Regions from separate parts of the Homo sapiens genome. Here region 1 is linked to region 2. The links are chromatin loops, found by intact Hi-C in ENCODE. Cell type or tissue: heart right ventricle. All regions are shown on one strand. Each heading gives the region's core, and the rest is flanking DNA. Links, peaks and the distances in the headings are about the cores only.

Region 1 (10,655 bases), core at 769-8,768, 110 kb before region 2:
GCTGGGATTACAGGTGTAAGCCACCGCGTCCGGCCATCTGACTGAAATCTTAGTAGAATGTCTGCTAATGTTCTAATAAAGCACTTAGTAGGATGTTTGTTAATTTTAAACTTCGTATGATTGTTCATTTGTTAAACTGTGCTGTGATCAGAGGATTTGACCTCAACAATTTTTGCTTATTTGGATTTATTAAAAAATTTTGTGGGCCAGGTGTGGTAGCTCATGCCTGTAATCCCAGCACTTTGGGAGGCCGAGGTGGGCAGATCACCTGAGGGCTGGAGTTGGAGACCAGCCTGGCAAACATGGTGAAACCCAGTCTCTACTAAAAATACAAAACTTAGGGCGTGGCAGTGGGTGCCTGTGATCACAGCTACTTGGGAAGCTGAGGCAGGAGAATTGCTTGAACCAGGGAGATGGAGGTTGCAGTGAGCTGAGACCGTGCCACTGCACTCCAGCCTGGGCAACAGAGCGAAACTACATCTCAAAAAAAAAAAAAAACAAACAAACAAATTTTGTGGTCCAGTAAAGGATAAGTTGTTGTCAATGTTCCAGAGATACTGGGAGTGGTGGTGATGTATTTTATGTAGGTGGAGGACACAGCGTAAGTTTTTATACCTTACTAATTCTGCTGTTTAGCTCATCTTTATTTTTGTTTATATGTCACAGTCTGATAATGGTATATCATATTTTACTATAATTATAGTTCACTGCAGCCTCAAACTCCTGAGCTCAAGCCATCCTTCCATGTCAGTCTCCCAAGTAGATAGGACTGCAGATGCATGCCACCACACGTGACTAATTTTTAAAACTTTTTTTTTTTAGAGAGGGGCTTCGCTACATTGCCCAGGATGATCTGTAACTCCTGGCCTCAAGAAATCCTCCTGCTTTGGCCTCCCAAAACACTGGGATTACAGGTGTGAGCCTCTGAGCCCAGCCTATAACTGTGTTTCTATTAGCTGTGTTCCTATAGACTTTTTTTTTTTTTTTTTGAGACGGAGTCTCGCTCTGTCGCCCAGGCCGGACTGCGGACTGCAGTGGCGCAATCTCGGCTCACTGCAAGCTCCGCTTCCCGGGTTCACGCCATTCTCCTGCCTCAGCCTCCCGAGTAGCTGGGACTACAGGCGCCCGCCACCGCGCCCGGCTAATTTTTTGTATTTTTTTAGTAGAGACGGGGTTTCACCTTGTTAGCCAGGATGGTCTCGATCTACTGACCTCATGATCCACCCGCCTCGGCCTCCCAAAGTGCTGGGATTACAGGCGTGAGCCACCGCGCCCGGCCGACTTTTTTTTTTTTTTAAAGAGACAAGATCTTGTTATGTTGCCCAGGCTGGAATGCAGTGCATATTCACAAGCATGATCATATGGCACTACAGCTTCAAACTTCCAGTCTTAATAGTCTTAAGTGATCCTCCAGCCTCTGTCTCCTGAGTAGCTGGGACGATAGGTATGTGCCACCACACCCGGCTCTGCTTCTTGTTTTGTGTTGTTATGTTATTTGGTGCCTTTAGTTTCACAATGCCTTTTTTTTTTTTTGAGACAGGATTTTGCTCTGTTGGCCAGGCTGGAGTGCAGTGATGTGATCATAGCTTACCGCAGCCTCTAACTCCTGAGCTTAAGGGATTCTCCTGCCTCAGCCTCCTGGATAGCTGGAACTACAAGTGTGTACCACCACACTCAGTTAATTTTTTAATTTTTATTTTTGTAGAGACAGAGTCTTGCTATGTTGACCTGGCTGGTCTTGAACTCCTGGCCTCAAGTAATCCTCCCACCTCAGCCTCTCAAAGCAGTGGGATTACAGGTGTGAGCCACCATGTCCAGTAACAAAGCCTTTTTATATTATATATATTATTAGTATACATACTACTAATATGTATATATATGCATATACATACTATATATATACACACACATAAATAGGCATATCTTTTTAAACAACAGTATATATTCAGTTTGCTTTTTGATGTGATCTGAAGTTTTAATATTTTAAATAGTAATTTTAGAAGTTTACATTTTTACTTGTTTACATTTGGCTTGTTATACGTAATCTAACCTTTGCTCATCTAATTTTCTAATTTTCTGGTGTTTTGATATTCTTGTTTATAATTTCTTGCCATTTCTTTTTTTAATTTACAAATGTGAGGAAAGTATCTAGTATACTTCCTAAGACTCTTGATTTTTGCTGTATGAATTACGTTGTTCCTTTCGTCTCATGTAATGAATTATAAGGTATACATAAGGCTTTTTACACTGAAAAATTATATGAACTTATATATTTTTTTAAATAACTTTTATCCTCATGTTACATAAAACAAAGACATAGTCTCTGGCTTTTCTATCCTCTTTCTTCTCCCCTGGTTTCCACTGCATAATCTCAGGTTTAAAACCCTATTTTTAAAGATCTTCGTTCTCAACTTTTTATTTTGCATTTTGTTTGTTACCATAGCAACAATTATTTCAACTTATCAGTATCAGTCTCTACTGAGTGGTGTTTTTATTCCGTTATCTCTCTATCTTTAGCTAGTTTCAAGGCTCATTGCCAGTTCTTTTCTCTCATTTCATCATTCATGAGTTTCTGATTCATGTCTCACAATTTATTGCACAGTTCTGAGCAATTTCTGCAGAAAAATGAGTTAATTGGGTAGTGCATTAGTCAGAACTCTTATGGCTTTAAGTGACAGAAACCTAAAGTTCAGGCTTAGCTATATACAGCCTCAAACTGCAGCAGGAAGGAATTGTCTTCATCTCTGTCTTCCTCTCGGAGGGTGTTTCTTGCATCGTGGCATGTCTGGCCACAGACTCACATTCACTTCCCACCACCCCAGCAAAAAGGGAACACCTTTTTCCTAATAGTTTCTGCAAAAGTCTGAGCTGAATATCATTGGCTTGAATCAGGTCACATGCCCATCCTTTGAACCAATGTCTGTGTTCTGATTAGGGAGCCCTGGGTCACATGGTTCTCTTGAACTTGGGGATGAGGCCAGCCCTTCAAACTACATGAGTGCAGAAGGGACAGGTCACCAAATAAAAACTGGGTTGGCCAGGCATGGTGGCTCATGCCTGTAATCCCAGCACTTTGGGAGGCCGAGGTGGGCAGCTCAACTGAGGTCAGAAGTTTGAGACCAGCCTGGCCAACGTGGTGAAACCCCATCTCTACTAAAAATACAAAAATTAGCTGGGCATGGTGGTGAGTGCCTGTAATCCCACCTACTTTGGAGGCTGAGGCTGGAGAATCACTTGAACCCCGGAGGCGGAGGTTGCAGTGAGCCAAGATTGTGCCATTGCACTCCAGCGTGGATGACAAGAGCAAGACTCCATCTCAAAAAAAAAAAAATCTAGGTTGCTGCTACCAGAAGGAGGAGTCAATGCTGGGTAGATGTCCATTGTTTTCTAAGATTCTGCAGATCTGTGAATTATTGCCACCGTATTGAGTCAGTAAGAAAGACATTCAGGTAGTCGGCCTTATGCTTAGATGGTAGCTTAGTTATTGTCTTACCATGTTCCAGAGGCTAGTTCTCCACTGTGTTTCCAGAAACTTGTTGTTGTCGGAGCTAGATGATTGTTCCCTCTGGGCCTGGCTCATGCTAACCTGACTCAGTAGAGACCGATGAGACTAAACCCCATCTTAGAATGAACAGTCATTGCCATAGGACCCAAATGGGGTTGTCCTCTGGTCAGGGAACTTTCCCCATCAGAAAATCACAAGTGAACCCAAACTCTAATCATAAGGTTGCTTAGTGCCCATGGAACTAGGCAAGAGGCGCTCTCTGGAGAAAATTAACAGTCAGACGCATCATCCCATAACAGTGTGGTAGTTTTAAATGTCCACCAATGCTGGAATAGCGCAGAGACAACATGTTACAGGGAGGGAGACTGATACATGCTAAAACCAAAAGACACGAGAGTACTGAGGGTAGATTAGCATGGCTGGTGCGTGGAAAGCAAGGGTCAGGGAGAGAAGAGGAGATTAGGGTGGAGAGGTAGCCAGCAAAGCTCTCACTCTGAGTGTGATGGGGAGCCACTTAAGAAGGAGAGGGACAGGCTGGGTGCAGTGGCTCACGCCTGTAATCCTAGTACTTTGGGAGGCTGAGGCGGTGGATTGCCTGAGCTCAGGAGTGCGAGACCAGCCTGGGCAACACCTGTCTCTACTAAAATACAAAAAATTAGCTGAGCATGGCGGCATGCACCTGAAGTCCCAACTACTTGGGAGGTTGAGGCAGGAGAATTGCTTGAACCTGGGAGGCAGAGGTTACAGTGAGCCAAGATTGTGCCCCTGCACTCTAGCTTGGGCAACAGAACAAGACTCCACCTCAAAAAAAAAAAAAAAAAAAAAAAAGAAGGGGAGGGACAGCCAGTCGTGGTGGCTTATGCCTGTAAGCCTAGAACTTTGGGAGGCCAAAATGGGAGGATCATTTGAGGCTAGGAGTTTGAAACCAGCCTGGGTAACACGGTGAGATCTTGTCTCTACAAAAACTTTTAAAAATTAGCCAGGCATGGTGGTACGTGCCTGTAGTCCTGGCTACTTGGGAGGCTATGGCAGCAGGATGGCTTCAGCCCAGGAGTTCAAGGCTGCAGTGAGCTATGATTATACCACTGCACTCCAGCCTGGACAACAGAGCAAAACCCTGTCTCCTAAAAAATTAAAAAAAAAAAAAAGAAGAAGAAGAAGAGGAGGAGGGACAGTCAGATTTGTTGTGGAAAGATTGATCTGGGTTTAGGAGAAAGAAATGGCTGGGCGTGGTGGCTCCTGCCTGTAATCCCAGCACTTTGGGAGGCCGAGGCGGGCGGCTCATGAGGTCAGGAGATCAAGACCATCCTGGCTAACACGGTGAAACCCTGTCTCTACTAAAAATACCAAAAATTAGCCGGACGTGGTGGCAGGTGCCTGTAGTCCCAGCTACTCGGGAGGCTGAGGCAGGAGAATGGCATGAACCCGGGAGGCAGAGCTTGCAGTGAGCCGAGATCGCGCCACTGCACTCTAGCCTGGGCGACAGAGCGAGACTCCATCTCAAAAAAAAAAAAAAAAAAAAAGAGAAAGAAACAATTGGACCAGGGCACACTGAAAGCAGAAAACTTAATTAAGGATATTGTGGTAGCCTTGGTTAGAGAGTTGACACAACACATGAACCAGCAGAGTGGCACCGGGGATGAAGTGGTGACATTTAAAACAGTGCTTCTCAGCCAGGCACGGTGGCTCATGCCTGTAATCCCAGCACTTTGGGAGGCCGAGGTGGGCGGATCACCTCAGGTCAGGAGTGCAAGATCAGCCTGGCCAACATGGCAAAACCCTGTCTCTACCAAAAATACAAAAATTAGCTGGGTGTGGTGGTGGGCACCTGTAATCCTAGCTACTCAGGAGGCTGAGGCAGGAGAATTGCTTGAACCAGGGAAGCAAAGGTTGTAGTGAGTTGAGATTGTGCCACTGCACTCCAGCTTGGGTGACAGAGCAGAACTTCATCTCAAAAAAAAAGTAAAATAAATAAAAACAGTGCTTCTCAAAGTTTAACATGCATATCAATCACCTGGGTATCTTATTAAAATCCTGATTTTATTCAGGTTGGGTCTGAGATGCTGCATTTCTAACAAACTTGTGAATAATGCTGATGCTGCTGGTCTGGATACCACTTTTATTGTTTTTCGAGACATACTTTTTTTTGATGTTTGTCGATGTCTTGCTCTGTCTCCAAGGCTGGAATGCAGTGGTGCAATCACGGTTCATTGCAACCTCGACCTCCCAGCTAAGCTGATCCTCCCATCTCAGCCTCCTGAGTAGCTGGGGCCATGGGTGCCACTACGCTGGCTAGTTTTTTGTTTGTTTGTTTTTTTGAGATGGAGTTTTGCTCTGTTGCCTAGGCTGGAGTGCAGTGGCACGATCTTGGCTCATTGCAACCTCCGCCCCTCCTGGGTTCAATCAATTCTTGTGCCTCAGCCTCCTAAGTAGCTGGGATTACAGGGGTCTGCCACCATGCCTGACTAATTTTTGTATTTGTATTTTTTTTTTTTTTGAGGAGTCTCGCTCTGTCACCCAGGCTGGACTGCAGTGGCACTATCTCGGCTCACTGCAAGCTCCACCTCCCAGGTTCACGCCATTCTCCTGCCTCAGCCTCCCTAGTAGCTGGGACTACAGGCGCCCGCCACCACGCCCAGCTAATTTTTTGTATTTTTAGCAGAGACGGGGTTTCACCGTGTTAGCCGGGATGGTCTTGATCTCCTAACCTCGTGATCCGCCCGTCTCGGTCTCCCGAAGTGCTGGGATTACAGGTGTATTTGTATTTTTTTTTTTTGAGATGGAGTTTTGCTCTTGTCACCCAGGCTGGGGTGCAATGGCATGATCTTGGCTCACCGCAACCTCCGCCTCTCAGGTTCAAGTGATTCTCCTGCCTCAGCCTCCTGAGTAGCTGGAATTACAGGTGCATGCCACCACCATACCCAGCTAATTTTTGTATTTTTAGTACAGGCAGGGTTTCAACATGTTGGCCAGGCTGGTCTTGAACTCCTGACCTCAAGCGATCCACGCCACCTCGGCCTCCCAAAGTGCTGGGATTATAGATGTGAGCCACCACACCCGGCCACACCTGGCTAGTTGTAAAATTTTATGTAGAGATGGGGTCTCCCTATGTTGCCCAGTCTCAAACTCCTGAGCTCAAACAATCCTCCTGCCTCAGCCTCCCAAAGTGCTGGGATTACACACATGAGCTACCACACCTGGCCTGGAGATCAGACTTTAGGTAGTAAAGATTTCTGAACTATTAAAGAAACAGAATTTATAGTTCATAATTGATTGGATGGGGTACAGGGTAAGGCTTGAGGTAAAATGTGTTGTTAAAGATTATAGTGAACTCTCCAACTTAAGTGTCTGGGTGAAGGTGATGCTATCCACAGATACAAGATAAACAACAGGTTTAGGTGAGGTAGGTAACAGATAACATTTAGTGGGTACATAACATAATATGTGTCAGGCTCTTCACATATGTTGTCTTATGTACTCTGTCCAACAGACTTATGTGAGGTAGGCATTATTGTGATCCCATTTTAAGTCTGAGGAAAATGAGGACAAGGTCACACAGCTGGTAAGCAGAGCAGCCAAGATTCAAACAGTCTCAGCACAGAACTCATGCAGTTAACCAATGGTGGTTTAAATTTGTGGCACTGAAACACCTGTGGGATGTCACATGGAGCTGTCCTGTGTGCAGGTGGACATGCTGACCTGGAATTCAGGAGAGATCTTCTGAGCAATAAAGATCCAGGAAATGAGGGGCACGGTGGCTCACACCTGTATTCTTAGCACTTTGGGAGGCCGAGGTGGGCAGATCACGAGGTCAGGAGTTTGAGACCAGCCTGGCCAATATGGTGAAACCCCGCCTCTACTAAAAGTACAAAAAATAAATTAGCTGGGCGTGGTGGTGCATGCCTGTAATCCCAGCTACTCGGGAGGCTGAGGCAGAAAAATTGCTTGAACCTGGGAGGTGGAGGTTGCCGTGAGCCGAGATCACCCTACCACACTCCAGCCTGGGCAACAGAGTGAGACTCTGTCTCAAAAAAAAAAAAAAAAGATCTGGGAGGAAGGAGGTGCATACCAATAGTCCCAGTTACTTGGGAGGCTGAAGTAGGAGAATGGTTTGAGGCCAGGAGTTCAAAACCAGCCTGGGCAACAAGTGAGACCCCGTCTCTCTCTATTTTTTTTTTTTTTTTGAGATGGAGTCTCACTCTGTTACTCAGGCTAGAGTGCAGTGGTGTGATCTCTGCTCACTGCAACCTCCACCTCCTGAGTTCAAGAGACCTTCCCGCCTCAGCCTCCCAAGTAGCTGGGATTACAGGTATGAGCCACCATGCCTAACTAATTTTTCTGTATTTTTAGTAGAGACAGGGTTTTGTCATGTTGGCCAGGCTTATCTCAAACTCCTGACCTCAGGTGATCCGCCCACCTCGGCCTCCCAAAGTGCTGAATTATGGGCGTGGGCCACCGCGCCTGGCCCCCGTCTCCTTTTATATATAATTTTCCAAAAAAAAAAAAAAAAAAAAAAGATCTAGGAGGAATTAAGGCACTGGAGTGAATGAAATCATCTATGAAGGGTCAAAATCTACCCCTTCAAAGTGTTGTCAATCTTGTTCTATTTTCCTTTGTCTTTTAAGTGTTGCAGAGGAGAAATCTGAAGAAAGCCAGTTTTTAGCTTTTTTTTTGAGATGGAGTCTCGTTCTTGCCACCATCTATGAATCTATGAAGGGTCGAAACCTACCCCTTCAAAGTGTTGTCAATCTTGTTCTATTTTCCTTTGGCTTTTAAGTGTTGCAGAGGAAAAATCTGAATAAAGCCAGTTTTTAGCTTTTTTTTTTTTTAAATGGAGTCTCGTTCTTATCACCCAGACTGGAGTGCAATGGTGCAATCTCGGCTCACTGCAACCTATGCCTTCCGGGTTCAAGCGATTCTCCTGCCTTAGCCTCCCAAGTAGCTAGGATTACAGGTGCCAGCCATCATGCTCGGCTAATTTTTGTATTTTCAGTAGAGACAAGGTTTTACCACGTTGGCCAGGCTGGTCTCGAACTCCTGACCTCAGGTGATCCACCCGCCTCAGCCTCCCAAAGTGCTGGGATTACAGGTGTGAGCCACCTCGCCCAGCCATCTTTTTTTCCCCCGGAGACGGAATCTCACTCTGTTGCCCAGACTGGAGTGCAGTGGCACGATCTCGGCTCACTGCAACCTCCACCTCCTGGATTCAAGCAATTCTCCTGCCTCAGCCTCCCAAGAAGCTGGAATTACAGGCACACACCACCACACCCAGCTAATTTTTGTATTTTTAGAAGAGATGGGGTTTCGCCATGTTGGCCAGGCTGGTCTAGAACTCCTGACCTCATGATCCGCCCGCCTCGGCCTCCCAAAGTGCTGGGATTACAGGCACGAGCCACCGTGCCTGCTGGCCAGCTTTTTTATAAATAACATTTTTTTCCCTAATTGGGTCTATTAGTGTCTGTTCTTTATCCCTGAAACTTAATGATTTTCCCAGATTATGTGTTGTTGGTTTCTTCTTAATTTTTCTCAATCTCAGTGAACCCACTCTATTTCCCACCTCCACCTCAGACCTTTTTGCAACCTAAGGAAACTTTTCTCCTATTGTAATTTTGATTATTCGCTCTAACCGATTTGCTCTGTCTTCCTGTGGGGATGCCTAGAGTTAGAATCCCTAGATGCTGTCCATCCCCATTATCTTCTCTTACAGGATTCCATCACTTTGTTCTATATTCTTGAAAATTTTCTCATGTTTATCTTCTATATTGCTGATGTACTCTTCTGCATCAAGTCTACTTTTTTTTTTTTTTTTTTTGAGACGGAGTCTTGCTCTGTCACCCAGGTTGGAGTGCAGTGGCGTGACCTCGGCTCACTGCAAGCTCCGCCTCCCGGGTTGACGCCATTCTCCTGTCTCAGCCTCCGGAGTAGGTGGGACTACAGGCACTCGCCACCACGCCCGGCTAATTTTTTTTTTTTTTTTTTTTGTATTTTTAGTAGAGACGAGGTTTCACCATGTTAGCCAGGATGGTCTCGATCTCCTGACCTTGTGATCCGCCCATCTCGGCCTCCCAAAGTGCTGGGATTACAAGCGTGAGCCACCGCACCCGGCCTCTTTTTTTTTTTTTTTTTTGAGACGGAGTCTCACTCTGTGGCCCAGGCTGGAGTGCAGTGGCGCGATCTCAGCTCACTGTAACCTCTGCCTCCCGAGTTCAAGCAATTCTCCTGCCTCAGCCTCCCGAGTAGCTGGGACTACAGGCACACCGGCAGGCCCAGCTAATTTTTTGTATCTTAGTAGAGACGGGGTTTCACCATGTTGCCCAGGCTGGTCCCCAGTTTCTGAGCTTGGGCAATCTGCCCTCCTCCGCCTCCCAAAGTGCTGGGATTACAGGCGTGAGCCACCGCGCCCGGCCGGTTATTGTGGTTTTAATTTCATGGTACTCCATTTATCTTGGCCTGTTTTTTAAAAAAATATGCAATGTCCTCTTTTGAGAATAAGAATTAGGTATTTTCTTTTTATTATTATTATTATACTTTAAGTTTTAGGGTACATGTGCACAATGTGCTGGTTAGTTACATATGTATACATGTGCCATGCTGGTGTGCTGCACCCATTAACTCAAGAATTAGGTATTTTCTAAAATTGGGTCCTGCTTCATGGGCTAAATATATTTTGAAGGAGTAAATTTTGGCTGGAGCAGTTTATTCCTTTTCTCATGTGTCACATCCTTTTTCCCCCACAGGATTTTTTGTTTGTTTGTTTCTCTGTTTTAGAGACAGGGTATTGCTGTGTTGCCCAGGCTAGTCTTGAATTCTTGGGCCCAAGTTGGGATTACAGGCGTGAGCCACCACACCAGCTTCCACCAGAGAGTTAAACAAACAAACAAACAAAAAACTTTGTTTATTCTCCTTTGAGATTGACTAATTAATCTTTGTTGATGTCTAGAAGTCAAGAGTTGATGGTTTTAAACTTGGAAGAGTTGAACAAAGAGGATATAGGGTCTGCCGCTCTTCCTTCTCCCTCCAAACATGGCAGGGGAAAAGGTTCAGAAGCAGTGCCTGGGTCATTGTCCGTCTCGTTGTCTTAGCTTTCCTTGGTATCCACCTGCTTCAGGACTCTAATTTTTATTTTTTCAACCTCTGTTGTTTGTGACTG
Region 2 (10,655 bases), core at 989-8,988:
GCTCATATGCACAGAGAATAGTCTTTACCCTCCTATTTTTGAAAGAATCAGCTTTCCCTTCCACATCCATCTCTCTGCCTCCAGCAACAAGTTAGGCAGCTTGTGAAATACCTACAACATAGCCAGTAACACAGAATAGGAGAGAATACAGGTTTGGGGCTCTTACAAGCTTAGTGGGCTGGAGATTTCCCAAGCTTCCGAGTCCAAATCAGCTGGCTGGGGTGGTGGGTGATGCGTGTAGGACACCTCCTGTGATCCCAGATGCATAGCCCTCCTTCGGGCTGAGCTATTTATTCTTCTGGACATGAGTCCTTCTCCCCTTTCAGATGGCCAAAGCTTAGTGCAGAGTTTGGGGTCTGTGCTTCCTCCCCCTAAAGGCCCCATGTGAGGATTACATGGGTGAGAGGTGAGATTCTAGGCATTCACTGATTGACAGCTGGTATTATCATCAGCTTAGTTCTGTAACATTGCATTAGTTCACGGGCATTTAAAAATCAAAATGTGGCCAGGCATGGTGGCTCACACCTGTAGTCCCAGCTATTCAGAAGGCTGAGGTGGAAAGATCTCTTGAGCCCAGGAGATCGAGGTTTCAGTGAGCTGTGATCACACCACTGCACTCCAGCTTCGGTGACAGAGCAAAACTCTTTCTCTAAAAAATAATAATCAGTTTGTCACTGAGTGTGTATGGGGTTCTTTGATCTAAATAGACAGTTTATATTTTACTTAAATAGCTTTCTGGAGTATGGTTAAAAATTAAAATGGGGGCTGGGCGCAGTGGCTCACGCCTGTAATCCCAGCACTTTGGGAGGCCGAGGCAGGAGGATCACTTGAGGTCAGGAGTTCAAGCCCAGCCTGGCCAACATGGGGAAACCCCGTCTCTACTAAAAATACAAAAATAGCTGGGCGTGGTAGTACATGTTTGTAATCCCAGCTACTCTGGAGGCTGAGGCATAAGAATTGCTTGACCCCGGGAAGCAGAGGTTGCAGCGAGCCAAGATCATGCCAGTACACACCAGCCTAGGCAATAGAATGAGACTCAGTCTCAAAAAAAAAAATGGGGCCAGGTATGGTGGCTCACACTTGTAATCACAGCACTTTGGGAGGCCAAGGTTGGTGGATCACCTGAGGTTAGGAGTTCGAGACCAGCCTGGCCAACATAGTGAAACCCTGTCTCTACTAAAAATACAAAAATTAGCCAAGTGTGGTGCCAGGCGCCTATAATCCCAGGTACTCCGGAGGCTGAGGCAGGAGAATCGCTTGAACCCAGGAGGCAGAGGTTGCAGTAAGCCGGGATCGTACCACTGCACTCCAGCCTGGGCAACAAAGCGAGGTTTTGTATAGAAAAAAAAAGAGAAAAGCAAACTTGTAAGAAAATACAGGAGAGATTTTTTTCATACTACAAATATGTAGCTTTATAATCTTGTTACAGTTACTAACATTTTGGAGTATTTCCTTCTCAGTCTTGTATTTCTGTATCTAAATTTTAAAAATAAAATAGTTTTCATTCTCTTGACACAACATAGGCATTTTCCTATTAATCTTCCTTGCAGCTTAATTTTGTTTTCTTTTTTGAGATGGAGTCTTGCTCTGTCACCAGGCCAGGCTGGAGTACCGTGGTGTGATCTCGGCTCACTTCAACCTCCACCTCCCAGGTTCAAGCAATTCTCCTGCCTCAGCCTCCCGAGTAGCTGGGACTACAGGCACGCACCACCACACCCAGCTAATTTTTGTATTTTTAGTAGAGACGGAGTTTCACTGTGTTGGCCAGGATGGTCTCAATATCTTGACCTCATGATCCACCTGCCTCGGTCTCCCAAAGTGCTGGGATTACAGGTGTGAGCCACCGTGCCTGGCCAGTTTTTTTTATTTTTCTTTGAGATGGAATCTTGCTCTGTTGCCTCGGCCAGAGTGCCGTGGCGCAATCTCGGCTCACTGCAACCTCCGCCTCCTGGATTCAAGCAATTCTCCTTCCTCAGCCTCCCGAGTAGCTGGGACGACGGGGGCCTGCCACCATGCCTAGCTAATTTTTGTGTATTTTTAGTAGAGATGGAGTTTCACTATGTTGGTCAGGCTGGTCTCATGATCCTCCCACCTTGGCCTCCCAACGTGCTGGGATTACAGATGTGAGCCACTGCGCCTGGCCTTGCAGCTTAATTTTTAACAGCTCTAAGATGTTTTTTCATACAAAGATACCATGATTTATTTAATGAAATGCATGTATTTTAGTATTATGGGTGTTGATTGGATAAACGTACCACCACCCCAACAGCAGCACATTTCTCTTATTTCGACATTCACTGCCTTAAAACATTTAAAAATTATTCTGGGATTTGTGGTAAGTTCAGAAAAACACTTGAAACAGATTCAGTTGCTCCCAGGCTAAGTGTTTATGAGAACTTGAGGAGTGTGGGCACAACTCTCAGTCTCTCTCTGTCACCCAGACTGGAGTGCAGTGGCACGATCTCAGCTCACTGCAACCTCTGCCTCCTGGGTTCAAGCGATTCTCCTGCCTCAGCCTCCTGAGTAGCTGAGATTATAGGCGTGCACCACCACACTCGGCTAATTTTTTGTATTTTTGGTAGAGATGGGGTTTCACCATGTTGGGCCAGGCTGGTCTCGAACTCCTGACCTCAAGTGATCCGCCTGCCTCAGCCTCCCAAAATGCTGGGATTACAGGTGTGAGCCACCGCGCCCGGCCATCAACTCTTAAGTTTTTATGAGACATCAGTCCTGTTGTAAATTCAGAATCTGAGCAGTGGTCATTTTATGAATCAGTAAATTACTGCCTTACCCATAACAACTTTGACTGTTAAATGTTTTGTTTTCTTTTAAAGCCCATCGCCGAAGCACCATTCAAGTTCGACATGGAATTGGATGACTTGCCTAAGGAAAAGCTCAAAGAACTAATTTTTGAAGAGACTGCTAGATTCCAGCCAGGATACAGATCTTAAATTTGTCAGGTACCTGGAGTTTAATACAGTGAGCTCTAGCAAGGGAGGCGCTGCCTTTTGTTTCTAGAATATTATGTTCCTCAAGGTCCATTATTTTGTATTCTTTTCCAAGCTCCTTATTGGAAGGTATTTTTTTAAATTTAGAATTAAAAATTATTTAGAAAGTTACATATATTCTCCTAGGAATCTCTCTCTCGTTTATTAGAAACTCCAAGTACCTCCTTTACTCTCAAGGGTAGTGAATGTGATTATTTGGAAACAACTTTTTCATATTCCAGATTGTTCATCTTTGGGTTCTCATCCTTTCCTTGCTGCCTGTCCAGAGCAGTTTCACAGTTACATGAGCATCTCTCTGGAAAGGGTTCGCCTCAGGACTCCCTCCCATGGAAAGCAGAGCCACCAGTTAAATAAATTTAGTATTAGAGTCCTCTGTGCCTGCCCCTTCAGAAACTCCTAGCTGGGACCTGGTTCTACAGTTGATGTCACATGCAAGGGGCCCAGACCCTGTTACCAGTTCAGACTAGCAGTGTAGGCTGGAGAGCTGGAGAAACTTCATCCAGGAGATGGAGGCTGGGCTGGCCAGTCAGGGGGATTTACATGGGCCTGCACAGAAGCTACATGTGCTTAGATCATAAGGGAAGGTGAACAATGTGACAATATTGGTAGATTTTAAAAATTGAGCAGGCCCAACACAATGGCTCATGCCTATAATCCCAGCACTTTGAGAGGCTGAGGGGAGAGGATCGCTTGAATCTCAGAGTCCAAGGCTGCAATGAGCTATGATTGTATCACTGCACTCCATCCTGGGTGAACCCTGTGTCAGAAAAGAAAAGTATACAGGAAAAGAATGCAAATCTTGATTTTAGAGAGTATGTGACAAGAGGAGAGAGAACTGGACTTGTGTTTAGAACTCTATAGAAAGAAGCAGTGAATAAAGAATTGTGGGCCAGGTGCGGTGGCTCACACCTGTAATCCCAGCACTTTGGGAGGCCGAGGCAGGTGGATCACGAGGTCAGGAGATCGAGACCACGGTGAAACCCCGTCTCTACTAAAAATACAAAAAATTAGCTGGGCACAGTGGCAGGCGCCTGTAGTCCCAGCTACTCGGGAGGCTGAGGCAGGAGAATGGCGTGAACCCGGGAGGCGGAGCTTGCAGCAAGCCGAGATTGCGCCACTGCACTCCAGCCTGGGCGACAGAGCAAGACTCCGTCTCAAAAAAAAAAAAAAAAAAAAAGAATTGTGAGCCAAGGTAGAAGCAGTTGCTGGGGAGATGCTTTGGACAGAACCGTGTTGCAGTTAGAGGCGTCCATTCCCCGTCAGTAAGAACAAAGAACCAAGTAGACATGAGCTGAGGACTGACATGACCAACTCAGCCTCCAAGCAGATAGCCCTGAAAGCCAGGCAGGGCAACAGAACGAGGAATTGGTAGGGAATAGACACTAGTAGTTTGGGGGCCGGAAAATGGTGTTTTCAAAAGTCTGACATCAAAGCAGGAGGGGTTGAAATGAGGGAATACTGGGTAGGAGATCAGCTAAGAACAAATGCCTGGTCTTCCATACCAAAGGGGCCGTAGCCTTGGACTAGAAATGAAGTGGTGAGAAGCGGCAAATTCAAGAGGAGGAGGAAAGGCAAAGTCTTAAAGACTCCAAGTTTTCTAAACCTACCAACTTGGGGGAGGCAGGGCTGCTGGCACTGTTAAGCCCTCACTTAGCCTGCTGTTAACACCAGACGCACCCCAAAAGACGATCTCTCAAACCCAAGGGAAGTGTTGTGGAGTCACGCGAACAGGACGTGCAGTGGACTGCTAGCCATAAGCCTTGCGGAGTGACTGAGAAAGAAGCCTGTTATCAGCAGGGGCTGAGCTGGTTCATGTCTTCTGTTGCCCCATACACATGTGGCTCTCTAGTGGAGGAGGTGTTAGCCACAGTGATTTGCACAATCACTCACTGACAGAAAGCTGGGCCCCAGGATCCAACCATTTTCACACCTGCAGTCCCCACAGAACTTCCTTCCTGGCTCCTCTGTGAGGTGCTCACAGTGGAGCAATTGTCTCTGTTTCTCAAGAGTCCGTCCCTCTCCCTCCGTGAGGCTCCAGGACACACTCCCAGTGTCTGTACAAGGTCAGGTTAACTAGACCTTGGTCAGCCCGCTGCCTTTCCTCTACAGCAGCGGCGTGGGGTAGTCATAACAGACCTGGATGGCCTGTGAGGCCTGCCCTTCTGTGAAGAGCACTCTCTTGCCGTTTACAGAACCTAGAATATTGAGCTGAGCAACTTCTGTTGCTTTTCTTCCTTCACAGTTCCTTTCACAGTCATTTTCCCTCAGCCAGGTGGTGGCTTGTGAGCATCTCATCTCTGTCGCTTCAGGTCAGGCGGCAGTGCTGCCTGCTTAGTCTGCATTAGACACTAACAGCAAACGCGGCAAGCAGGACCTAAACACAGCCTCAGAGGGGCCCATGTAGTAGGGGAGAAAGACACACACACACACAACTGTGCACATTTTTAGTATAAAAGAGCTTCTGGGGTTGACGTGATAATTTGTTTTTCATCATTTAATCAGCATTGAGCACTTCCTTTCGCCAGTTAGGAAAGGAACAAAGATGAATAAAACCCAGGTTTTGCTTTCCAGCAGCCTCATAGCAGGAAATGTAAACAACAAGGAGTATACAGAGTCCCAGAGATGGACACAGGCATGGTGGGTCCCAGAGAGTAAGGCAGACATTAAAGCCTCACAGAGTGTGGCCGACTCGCGGCAGTTGTGCTGCAGCTGAAACCTGACAGTTGGGTTCTTTGCTGGTTGGGGAGGGGCACAGCTGTGTGGACCCTGGAAGGCGGGCATGCCAGACAGCTGGGCAAGAGGGGGGCTGCAGAGAAAGAGGCCAGCCCAGGCTGTGGCCCTTGCTTCCCCAGGAGGCCAGCTCTCCCTCACAGGTAGCTGCCTGACCTGAAGCAGTGGCTCAGGTGACTCTGGTGGCAGTAAGGATGCAGGAGGACCTCTGAGAGCAGGGACTTGGGGGAAAACTGGTCAGGCCACTGAAGAGACAGGCAGCACCGCAGGCACAAGGATGGCAAGACAGAGGCAGGGTTGCTCCTGAGGCCACAGGGCGCAGTTGCTGGCAGAACGCCTCCTGAAGCCAGCTTTGCAAGGCGGGGGACCAGTATCCCTCTCAGGTCCACCACCACTCTGAGAGTCCCGGCGTGGCAAGGACAGTCACCTCTGTGCGTTGTTCATTTGCTCCAGACACAGAAGACACACAGATGCTCCCTATGTGCTTATAGCATGATTTTTTTTCCCAACATTCTTTTAGTGACAGTTTTCAACTATTCTGAAAAGTTGAAGGAATTTAAAGTAGACACCCATATTCCCACCACCTAGATTATACAGTTAACATTAACATCTTACTTGTTTTCTCATAGATCTGTCCATCTGTTCCTCTATCCACCCATCAACCCATCGCATTTTATCCATTCATTGCAAAGGACGTTGCCAACGTCTAGACTGACTTACAATTTAGTCATCTAGAATATCACATGAATCCAGGGGAAGCTGGGGCTGGGTTGGCTGATTAAACTATGGGATAGGTTCTTTCATAAACATTTCATTTTGGTGATCACAACAGAATTTTGGGAAGTCAGCATGCATCCATGTTTATAATTGAGGAAACTGAAGACAGGAGCCTTTGAGCACTTCGCTCAAAATTGTACATCAAGTGGCAAAACTAGGCAGAGAATCCAGGTATTTTGGACCCAGAATGTCATTTTCTTGAAATGTTTGCCAGCATGAAACAGTGGCAGGCTGCACACTGCCTGTGATTAGCCTTGCTCCTTGGGAAAGTTCTCAGGACTCATTCACAATACTAAGGAGCATTGTCTCTGAGTTCCCAGCCCACACACTGGAGATCAGGAGCTCTGAATTGGAGAGCTCAGGAGGTAAAGGTGTAATAAAACATGGGAACACTGGGAGGGCACGGTTGACCGTTTGGCTGCAGCAAGAAAGGCTTAGAAACATACACCCCAGGACCACAGAGCACAGCTGTGGGGCCCCTTTGGTAGAGGAAGCAATGAAGTGATATTTGTAGTGGTGGCCGAAAGGTCTTAAAAAAGGGTCAAATTATATTCATTGTATTTTGCTTAAGGGGGTCAGTTTTAGAAATGTTTCCATGGGCAAGTTTAAAAGCTGATCATGCCTACTACCTGTGACAAGCCTCATTCCTACCCAGCCCATGTCCTCAGTCTCCTACCCTGTGAGGCGGGTGAAGGTAGAGGTCAGTGCTCAACTTCCTTCTTCATCTGCCTGATTGTGAATTTTCTCAGGTGGATTGATCACTAGGGGCATGAACCGCATTTCCCTTTGGTTTATTGAAGATGAAAGCATTTTAGGGCAGCTTTAATTTCCTGCCAACCCGTAGGTTTGGCTGCAGTTCACCTCTACATAAAAGAGACCACTTCTCCCTCTTAGCCCATCTCCAAGTCCACAGTTTGGCTATAGTTAGCCCATTCTTCTTGCCCCACCTCCTGAGTGGCAGATGGAAACCACAGCTCTGAAAGTGCTCTGTGAAATAGTAAGTGATACTCTGCTAGATTTTCATGCACTAGTGTTGGATATCTTACGGTAAATAAAGGACATCTTAGGAACACTGCAGTCAGCGTAGGCTGGGGGAGTGGCGTCTTTCCTATGAGTGTTGTGGAAACCACCTCAGAACTGTCTGAGAGGAGGTGCCTGTGGAGTGAGGGCTGACCCTGGCCCCTTCAGAACTGCCATGTGTTATCCTTGCCCAAATGTGTCCAAAGAAATGGCCATTTTGCAGGAGTCTTTTTTCCCTTTTCTGTTTTCATAATGCTATTGCTGCTGCTGCTGTTTTAATGTGGTTCACTGTTGTCACTTTTGTGTTTTGTGATGCTGATGATGATGCTGTTTTCACATGGCTCACTCTTAACTCAGTGGTCTGTTTGTGTTTCTATAGGACAAGGGCTCAGAGGACTGGACGTGCTCAGACATCGGTGTTCTTCTTCCCAGTTCTTGACCCCTGGTCCTGTCTCCAGCCCGTCTTGGCTTATCCACTTTGACTCCTTTGAGCCGTTTGGAGGGGCGGTTTCTGGTAGTTGTGGCTTTTATGCTTTCAAAGAATTTCTTCAGTCCAGAGAATTCCTCCTGGCAGCCCTGTGTGTGTCACCCATTGGTGACCTGCGGCAGTATGTACTTCAGTGCACCTACTGCTTACTGTTGCTTTAGTCACTAATTGCTTTCTGGTTTGAAAGATGCAGTGGTTCCTCCCTCTCCTGAATCCTTTTCTACATGATGCCCTGCTGACCATGCAGCCGCACCAGAGAGAGATTCTTCCCCAATTGGCTCTAGTCACTGGCATCTCACTTTATGATAGGGAAGGCTACTACCTAGGGCACTTTAAGTCAGTGACAGCCCCTTATTTGCACTTCACCTTTTGACCATAACTGTTTCCCCAGAGCAGGAGCTTGTGGAAATACCTTGGCTGATGTTGCAGCCTGCAGCAAGTGCTTCCGTCTCCGGAATCCTTGGGGAGCACTTGTCCACGTCTTTTCTCATATCATGGTAGTCACTAACATATATAAGGTATGTGCTATTGGCCCAGCTTTTAGAAAATGCAGTCATTTTTCTAAATAAAAAGGAAGTACTGCACCCAGCAGTGTCACTCTGTAGTTACTGTGGTCACTTGTACCATATAGAGGTGTAACACTTGTCAAGAAGCGTTATGTGCAGTACTTAATGTTTGTAAGACTTACAAAAAAAGATTTAAAGTGGCAGCTTCACTCGACATTTGGTGAGAGAAGTACAAAGGTTGCAGTGCTGAGCTGTGGGCGGTTTCTGGGGATGTCCCAGGGTGGAACTCCACATGCTGGTGCATATACGCCCTTGAGCTACTTCAAATGTGGGTGTTTCAGTAACCACGTTCCATGCCTGAGGATTTAGCAGAGAGGAACACTGCGTCTTTAAATGAGAAAGTATACAATTCTTTTTCCTTCTACAGCATGTCAGCATCTCAAGTTCATTTTTCAACCTACAGTATAACAATTTGTAATAAAGCCTCCAGGAGCTCATGACGTGAAGCACTGTTCTGTCCTCAAGTACTCAAATATTTCTGATACTGCTGAGTCAGACTGTCAGAAAAAGCTAGCACTAACTCGTGTTTGGAGCTCTATCCATATTTTACTGATCTCTTTAAGTATTTGTTCCTGCCACTGTGTACTGTGGAGTTGACTCGGTGTTCTGTCCCAGTGCGGTGCCTCCTCTTGACTTCCCCACTGCTCTCTGTGGTGAGAAATTTGCCTTGTTCAATAATTACTGTACCCTCGCATGACTGTTACAGCTTTCTGTGCAGAGATGACTGTCCAAGTGCCACATGCCTACGATTGAAATGAAAACTCTATTGTTACCTCTGAGTTGTGTTCCACGGAAAATGCTATCCAGCAGATCATTTAGGAAAAATAATTCTATTTTTAGCTTTTCATTTCTCAGCTGTCCTTTTTTCTTGTTTGATTTTTGACAGCAATGGAGAATGGGTTATATAAAGACTGCCTGCTAATATGAACAGAAATGCATTTGTAATTCATGAAAATAAATGTACATCTTCTATCTTCACATTCATGTTAAGATTCAGTGTTGCTTTCCTCTGGATCAGCGTGTCTGAATGGACAGTCAGGTTCAGGTTGTGCTGAACACAGAAATGCTCACAGGCCTCACTTTGCCGCCCAGGCACTGGCCCAGCACTTGGATTTACATAAGATGAGTTAGAAAGGTACTTCTGTAGGGTCCTTTTTACCTCTGCTCGGCAGAGAATCGATGCTGTCATGTTCCTTTATTCACAATCTTAGGTCTCAAATATTCTGTCAAACCCTAACAAAGAAGCCCCGACATCTCAGGTTGGATTCCCTGGTTCTCTCTAAAGAGGGCCTGCCCTTGTGCCCCAGAGGTGCTGCTGGGCACAGCCAAGAGTTGGGAAGGGCCGCCCCACAGTACGCAGTCCTCACCACCCAGCCCAGGGTGCTCACGCTCACCACTCCTGTGGCTGAGGAAGGATAGCTGGCTCATCCTCGGAAAACAGACCCACATCTCTATTCTTGCCCTGAAATACGCGCTTTTCACTTGCGTGCTCAGAGCTGCCGTCTGAAGGTCCACACAGCATTGACGGGACACAGAAATGTGACTGTTACCGGATAACACTGATTAGTCAGTTTTCATTTATAAAAAAGCATTGACAGTTTTATTACTCTTGTTTCTTTTTAAATGGAAAGTTACTATTATAAGGTTAATTTGGAGTCCTCTTCTAAATAGAAAACCATATCCTTGGCTACTAACATCTGGAGACTGTGAGCTCCTTCCCATTCCCCTTCCTGGTACTGTGGAGTCAGATTGGCATGAAACCACTAACTTCATTCTAGAATCATTGTAGCCATAAGTTGTGTGCTTTTTATTAATCATGCCAAACATAATGTAACTGGGCAGAGAATGGTCCTAACCAAGGTACCTATGAAAAGCGCTAGCTATCATGTGTAGTAGATGCATCATTTTGGCTCTTCTTACATTTGTAAAAATGTACAGATTAGGTCATCTTAATTCATATTAGTGACACGGAACAGCACCTCCACTATTTGTATGTTCAAATAAGCTTTCAGACTAATAGCTTTTTTGGTGTCTAAAATGTAAGCAAAAAATTCCTGCTGAAACATT

Evidence for each region. A loop is a pair of places that touch in the nucleus more often than their neighbours do. Peaks named below come from ENCODE experiments on the same cell type or tissue, not always from the same donor. Only the 100,000 strongest peaks of a DNase experiment are listed, where the experiment ranks them.
Region 1: a loop joins it to region 2, with 2.7 times the contacts of the local background. A loop is called at or near these places in 16 of 110 quality-filtered maps.

The regions. Positions count from the first base shown.
Region 1 is chr22:21,868,861-21,879,515 of GRCh38, reverse strand. No RefSeq gene overlaps it. Among named protein-coding and RNA genes, the nearest start is that of MAPK1, 6.5 kb to the right of the region's middle. In heart right ventricle, for the core only: no CTCF peak of the experiment used is centred there; no DNase peak of the experiment used is centred there.
Region 2 is chr22:21,761,500-21,772,154 of GRCh38, reverse strand. MAPK1 (mitogen-activated protein kinase 1) reads left to right here. Exons shown (of 9, transcript NM_002745.5): 8 at 2,835-2,960; 9 at 7,915-10,655. The coding sequence ends at 2,951. Among named protein-coding and RNA genes, the nearest start is that of YPEL1, 31 kb to the right of the region's middle. RefSeq lists enhancers at 5,004-5,073, 7,384-7,433, 7,444-7,493. In heart right ventricle, for the core only: no CTCF peak of the experiment used is centred there; a DNase peak (open chromatin) is centred at 4,858.